2 separate regions of the Mus musculus genome follow, and region 1 is linked to region 2. The links are chromatin contacts, found by Hi-C or POLR2A ChIA-PET in ENCODE. All regions are on one chromosome and are shown on one strand. The core of a region is the stretch at or near the end of the contact, and the rest is flanking DNA. Distances in the headings are between cores, read along the strand shown. Region 1 holds the start of Mrvi1 (MRV integration site 1). Region 2 overlaps Mrvi1 (MRV integration site 1).

Region 1 (3,728 bases), core at 1,094-3,593, 40 kb after region 2:
AAGCAAGCGCTCAGTAAACCCGAGTCCTTTTAACCAAGACAAATCTTAGACGTGTTGTATCTGTTCATTCATCCAGAAATGATCGAGTCTGAACACTCAGGAGGTTCCCAGCATCATTTGGGGCCTGGGACACACAGTGTGGACTCTGTTTTTACAGACTTCAATCTTCTGGCTAGAACCCATTCATCATGTAAACAATACAGTTTCCTCCACAGACTCCCAGAATGCTTTATCCCCAAACTAAGAGCCCTGGGACCTACTGGGAACTGGGAATCATTGGTTCTTAATCTACCTAAGATACTGGGTCACTCTGTGGCACTAAACACCTTCAAGTGTCCCACCTAAAGGGACAGCTAAAGCTGTCCTAGCAATGCTGTGGGGTCATGTGACACTTCATGATGCCCTGGATGTAGCATGAGGGTCTATGCTTCTACCACCATCCTCTCAGAAACAGGACCCAACAGAGGTGAATGGAGCAGGGGTGTGTGTGGGATGGGAGGTGTCAAGAGCGGAACCTCTAGAGATGGCCAACTGAGGTCACATCAGTTGTGGGACTTCTCTGTGGCTCAGCAAATACATTTATGGACAATGTCTTGTTCACGTTGTGGCAATTGGCACAGTTTTCCTTCTGAGAGGGACATATAGGGTTCATGGAAATGACATGCCACCACACATATGGAAGAAGACATGGTCTTGAACACAGACAGTCATCTCCAACACATGCACATACATGCCGCTGAATTATGAACCAAATATAACAGAGACAACTGCATTATCACTTAGCTGAAAATCAGAGGCCACTATTGGAGGTGCTCACAGTTGTCAGGTGGGGACTGGTGTAGGCATGCTTTCAAATCCTAGCTCTGACCCTTCTTGTGTGACGTAGGCAAGGTGCTGAGATGATGAGGAACTGCACATGCCCCGCTAGTGTGTATCACCTCTTGTTGTGAGAGAGACTCTTCCTCCCAAGGCCTGCCTCACTCCTGCTCTAGCCTGGCAGCGCTAGCAGCTTTCTCCCTCTCCGGGCAAAATACAGCTCAGCCAAGTTCAGGGCTGCCTTGCTTTCTATGCCACCCGAGAGCTGTCTGAAGAGTGTTAAAGAGCAGCAGCTGTCACTTGTGGAGGCAGGAGCGCCAGCCAGGGGTCCTGGGGCCATGCTGCTGTTTATGCAGACTATGAGGCCTCTCCAGCTTTTACAACTGTTTACTGTGCAGGAAGCAGCCCAGCAGCTGGGCTTTTCCTGAGCCTCGCTCTGCTACCCTCTCTTTGAGAAAGTCGGCCCGAGTGCCACTCACTCTAGGACCTCTGGAGAGGTGCAAGCTAGGATGTAGGCACACACACACACACTCACACACACACACACACACACACACACACACACACACACACACACATATATATACAGAGAGAGAGAGAGATCTGTGAAAGGGGACATGATGTGGTGGGACAGGGGACAGATACAAAAAGAGAGATGTGACCAGAGCACAGGTCAGGAAGATAAAGCATAGAAATGGACAGAGTCAATGGTGAAGATGGCTGGACAAACGGGTTCACACGCAAGACTTGAGAGGGAACAAAGGAGAGACACGGGAAGCCCCAGGGAAGAAAGGCCAGCCTGTCTGCTTTGCACAGCACCGGGCATTTCTCTACTGTCACAAAGGATCCTGCAGGAGAGCCAGGAGTAAGGGGCTTAGTGAGCAGTCACATCTTTACCCCAAACTGTGCGTGCTTTCCAACAGCAAGTAGAAGGGGCAGGATTTAGTGAGGATCGTGAGTTTCACTTCTTATTTAAAACTTAAGACAGCAACAATAAAAAGACTCGGCTAAAATATCACCCAACCAGGCCACCTCCCATGCAACTTAAAGTTAAGTGCCCCCATCCCAGCGCCCTGTACCTTTAAGGAGGAGAAGACGCCTCTCTGCTTCCCTTGGGCTGAAGAGGCAGGTTATTCTAGGCAATAGCGATGACTTACCTAAAACTGAGTTATTCCCCTTTCCTCCCGGCCAGCCTCTCTTCACTCTGGGGAGCTTTTACCATTTAAGGTCAATGTTACATCTGGCTCCAGAGCTCCAAGCTGAAAAGCTCTGGCTGCAGAGCCCCAGCTGCCTGCCTCCTCCTCAGAGAGGGGCTGGATGAGGGGCTGGGACTGGGAACCAGTGTTCCACCAGGGCCCCCTGCAGCCTGGCTCTGGGTTGAAAGCAGGAGAAGCCTTCCAGCCAGCCTAGGGTTCAAGGAAGGTTGGGCCTGAATAGTAGCCCCTATCCCCAGGCTTTTGCAAGGGGCACCCCCATAGCCGATGGCAGTGCCTTGGGGCGGGGAGCAGTTGAAGATGCTGGACTCTGTCTGTGCCAGAGGGGTATGAAGGGGACATCTGCAGACCAGCCTCCCACCCCTGAGTGTCCAGCAAGCATGTGAGCCTAGATAAGATCCTGGCTCACCGCCAGCAGAAGCTGGGAATGTTTCCTGTCCCAGGGATTTGGAGGCGGAGGCTGCTCCCATCTTAAACCCTCGGGATTGCTAGAGAGAACAGGGGCATGGTGAGGGGGATTAACTAAGTCCAGGCCTGGCAGCAGCCCCAGGGGTCAGCCCCAGCTCCTCCACTTAACCATCCTGTAGCCTTAACATAGCAAATCTCAGTCTATTCATCTCTGAAGTGGGACAACAATGAAAAATCAGGACACTGTGGGTTAGGGTCTCATAGGTACTAGAAAGGCACGGAAGAGTTTCCAACCCTGAGTTACCTCAACTCCGGTGGGGAAAGCTGCCTTTCTTCTGCCACGCTTGGTCTTCATCCTCAATATAGTCCAAGCCTGGGATCACAGACTGTCAACCCTAACACAGCCACATGGGGGCCCCACAGCCCCTTCTGCAGTTAGAGACAGCAACAGAGAAGCCCTTGGGAGGGGTGGCCAGATAACCAGATACTCAAATTTAAATCTCAAACGAAATGCTATTATTTCCATATAAGGATGCCCCCAAATACATAATTGTACCACAAGATTGTATGTTGCTCATTTGAAGTTAAATGAAACTGGGCATTTTTACTGGCTAAACCTGAGAACTCCACAGCAGATTCACTTGTTGGTCCTGTGTGAGAGCTCTAAAGGGTATTACAAGAACTCCTGGGAGCCAGAGGCTAAAACTGAACCTAAGGCTTTGCGTGCTTGTGAGTGTATGCACACTTTTGTATGTGTGTAAGCCTCTTAGTAAACACCCACTCTATTCCTAACAGTGCACTTGATACTTTGCCTGGAAGCAAGTGTCTATCTCACAAGTGTCTTCTCAAACAGAATCATTACATCTTTCTTTTGAAAAGGAAATCGAGGCTCAAAGAAATAGATCTGCTCTTCAGATGCTCTGCAGCCTGAGTGCCAGGGCCTAGACATGAGCTGAGGTGGTTCCATCTACAACTCCTTCCTCTTTACCACCTACCACCCTCTCCACCATGGCTCTAACCGAAGGGGTCCTGTACGGCCTCGGTGAGTCTCTGAGCCAGCACTTGGCTGTGTTTCTCCTGGTGGTGGCCTGAAGCTTTCACCAGACTCGCAAGGCAGTCACCAAGTGACTTTTTAAAATTCACTTCAATTACAAGCATTTTATAAAACATCACTTGGTGACTGTGCAAAGTGGAGCAGACTCTATAAGAGGACACATCAGGGCTGACAAGGTTATAAGGCTTGTGCCCTTTGACCCAGTTCTACTTCTAGGAATTTATTTTATAAACAAC
Region 2 (3,640 bases), core at 787-3,286:
TAGTGCTCTTAACCACTGATCTGTCTCTCCAGCCCAGCAGATACCTTGAAAAGGTTTTTGACCTGAGCTTGTGTCAGTTGTAGAGGGAGTTTGGTAAGCCCTTCTGCCACAAGCTACAGTACACTAAAAGTTAAATCTGTTACTTTGGATGCAAGACATAAAGTAATCAACCCAGAATGCCCAGAAAACCCTCTTCTGCCTTCGGGCTTACATATTGCCAGATGGTGCTATGCAGGATACTGGGGGAGAAAAAACACCAACCATCTTACCCAGTAATGTACCCTGCACACTACAATACTGGCCTGCCTGGCAAGATGTGTCCACTGATGGAATAGTGGTATAATGATTATGAGGGCAACAATCCTTTCTGATCGATGTGAGCCCTGACCTCCAGGATGAATTTCATGCCTGGTGCTATAAACCTGATCAAAAGTCCATGACTTAGGGAGATGGATCGTAGATCACAGAATAGAACTTACTGTTGTCTTACTAAATGGTCATACTCTCTAACTGCCTTCTAAATATGTATGCTTATGCCCATAGATTTGTGCTGCTCTCAATTTTACAGAGAAGGTTCTTTTCGCAGCGGGTGGTGGTTAACGCAGAGACTCATAATTGGTCAAGGTGCCGAGTATAAGTAACTGTGAGTGCTCAGCTGTCAAGGGGTCATCTTGTCAACCTCCCACCATCCAAGGCTCAGGGAACATCTCAGAAGGGGGGTGGAGTGTAAGAATCAGTAGGTGGAAAGGGAAACTATAAAATGCTAACCTTTAGCATGACACGGTTGTTGAATACACCAACGCACAGCAGCTGTGCTTACCTGCACAAGACCTTCATAAGATCAAGCCAGTCAAAATTCCCTCACCTTTAGCAGAGGAACTACTGTGAGTCAATAGCTATGGAGGAGTCATTCTCTATCTGGAAAGCAGCTGCTAGCAAGTTAGCCACGCCTTCTTGTGCATATGGAAGAAGCATCACTAAGCAGACTCGGGTAATTATTAATAACAAAAGGAGACAAGAAATGGGAGAGAGATAGATGGGCACTATGGAGAATTAAAGGAGGGAGTGGTGGGTGGGTAGGATCAAAATACATTATATAAATGTGGGACGTTTTCCAAAGAGTAATTTTTTAATCTAAAGCTAAATGTATGAATACAGCTCAGTAGTTTCCGGTGCCCGGATGCCTGTTATCATCAAGTGGCTTTGTGTGCAGGGAGGTGGAAGACAGAGGTGGAGTGGTGAATGCTGGAGCTGACAACAGGAAGCCAGATGCTCTGTCCATGAACTCGAGCAACCTGTTCCTAGAGACTTGTAGAAACCCTCAAAGGAGAAAAGAACTTGGACAAGTGGAACCCAGGCTCTTACTGACAGGAGCTCCTATACCCCAAGTGTGCCAAGCACCTCTGAGGATGCATGCTGTCCCAATGAGTCAGCTTCCTAAGTGGTTCCTGGTCACAGCTCAGGAAAGTACCGATGACTTGGTCACACTGCATCTGGGGTCTGTGGCTGCACAGTGAAGAAGAACAGGTCTGCATGCATTCTCCATGCATTCTGCTCCAGGTCCCTGCCCGACTTCCCTCAGTAATGTACTGATACTTGGAAGTGAAACATAAAATGAACCCTTTCCTCCCCAGGCTACATTTTGTTGTGATGTTTATCACAGCAACAAAAAGCAAACTAAGACATAGGGTTTTTCTAGCTGACAGCCTGTCATTCTGTGGTCCCCAAAGGTCCAAGGTATGTGTCCCAACAGCTTCAATTCAGTCAGCACTCTGTGTCCTGGCCTGGGCCCTAGAGAATGCATACTGCTGAGTCACTGCCAGAAGGCTTCACTTCACTGTAGGGATAGATTACGAATTCCAATTAGCAGTTGCAGTGAAGAGAACAATATAGCTCTCCTACTTCAAGGGTTTTGTTGTGAAGACTCAGCTAGCACTCAGGCTAGTGGTGGGAAACAGAGGCTTGGGACTGGAGTATTCAAAACTAGGGCTGGACCCCAGGGAGCTATAAACTTGGAAGGATGCTCTGTTCCTTGCCTGTTTTACAGAGTGGGAATTTACACAGAACGGGAACTTCCGGCTGAACCCTGGCCAGCCTTGCTTTCCTGGCTGCCTGACTTCTGTACTCTTGGGGAGTCAGGTTTCTTTCTGCCCCTGGAGGCTCCAGCTAGCTTGGGAGAGCTGAACCTCCCCTGTGGCCATGCTACCTCAGGAGCCCAGTGTGAGCAGAGGCTCTTTATGAACCATGCCTATCTGGCTTCCGGAGAACTAAGAGAGGCCCAGAGCCTGGTAGCAAGACCAGAAAGTAAAAGAATGAAAGTCTCACGTGGACCTTGAACCTCTGTGCAAGGGTATAAATTGCCTCAGGGCTGAGCTGAGCAGGCTGAACAGAAGTGGCAACAGCTAACCCTTGTTCAAAGTAGCACACAGGTAACCACGGGGACTCTAACAATCAGAAATCTAACAGCCTTGGTTCTAGGTCTCTGGATGAGGATGCAGAGGAGCTGGAATTCAAGGCCAATGTGGTCAGACCACAGAGATCGCAGTCTTAAACCCTGTTCTCTGTCTTCTCTGAGGGACCTGGGCCTCCTGGATCCCATTTGGCTTGAGTCCCTCAAGCATCCTCCTCCAGATTCCGGTGCTGTCTCAGCCATTGCAACTTGCAAAAAAACAAAAAAAAAACAAAAACAAAAAAAACAAAACAAAACAAAAAAAAAAGTCAGGATAGCTTCAGATTCCTACAAGCCCAGAGACAGAATCACAGCACCTGAAAAGCCTTCAGAGACCATTAGAACCCATCTCATTATTCTTTAAATATTAGTTTTGGCTCCAGGTCACAGGTAGGCGTAGCTTGTGGGGAACTGGCTTTCAGGGTTCCTACTGGCCAATCAAGGGACTTAACCATTGACTCTACAGCTAGCACATGGGTTCCTCCCAATGCTGTACCTCTAAGAAGCTTCACCCAGGCCCTGGTCTTCATTGAGCTGGACCAACAAGCAGGTAACAGCCATGGGGGTAACAAGGGGGGGTGGCTTAATAAGGTTTGAAAGTACTTTAAAATATATTTACTTTTTTTTTAAGTGTGTGTGTGTGTGTGTGTGTGTGTGTGTGTGTGTGTGCATGAATGTGTAGGCCAAAAGAGGGCATCAGATATCTTGAAGCAGGAGTTGCAGGCAGTTCTGGATGGATGCTAGGAACTGAACTCAGGTCCTCTATAAGAGCAGCACCCTCTCTTAAATGCTGAGAGCTACAGATGTAGGAAGAATAGGACTCCTATTCTTCATCTAGGGATGAGGCTGTTTCTTTGCTAATCTTTTATTATACTCAGTTTAGGAGTGCTTTTGTTTGTAGGAGGTCAGGGGTCTCTGTGCTAGAGAGGACAGGTACTAGGGAAACCTGGAATGTCAAACACACAGGGTTGTTCCTTTGAAAGAATGGATGTATGACCTGTTATCTGAACACAAGGCTGGGAGCAGCCTTTGAGTTATATGTATGCCCTAGACAACACTAGAATCTCCCTTAGACCCTTATTGAAAGCTTGTTTTTCTCCATCTATAAACCCATTTAATGGATGGTGCCACATGTACTTTACAAAGAGTTTCTGTATAGTCACATCTGAACTTTATTTAGCTTCATTTGTG

Evidence for each region. A loop is a pair of places that touch in the nucleus more often than their neighbours do. ChIA-PET counts read pairs that join two places held with the same protein, here RNA polymerase II (POLR2A).
Region 1: a map of heart shows a loop between it and region 2 (2.4-fold over the local background). The contact joins the promoter of Mrvi1 here to the enhancer-like site in region 2. A Hi-C loop is called at or near these places in 1 of 37 maps with a recorded cell type or tissue (heart). POLR2A ChIA-PET finds 5 or more read pairs at or near these places in 2 of 5 experiments (Patski and embryonic stem cell).

What each region holds. Positions count from the first base shown.
Region 1 is chr7:110,980,118-110,983,845 of GRCm38, forward strand. Mrvi1 (MRV integration site 1) reads right to left here and starts at 2,344. Exons shown (of 21, transcript NM_194464.3): 1 at 1,896-2,344.
Region 2 is chr7:110,940,000-110,943,639 of GRCm38, forward strand. The region is part of intron 2 of Mrvi1 (MRV integration site 1); the gene reads right to left. Among named protein-coding and RNA genes, the nearest start is that of Gm16336, 37 kb to the left of the region's middle. Within about 2 kb of position 2,037, at least 1 of the 3 ENCODE cell types and tissues checked has a DNase peak (open chromatin) inside an H3K27ac peak, as active enhancers do; it is heart, where a contact is called at or near this core.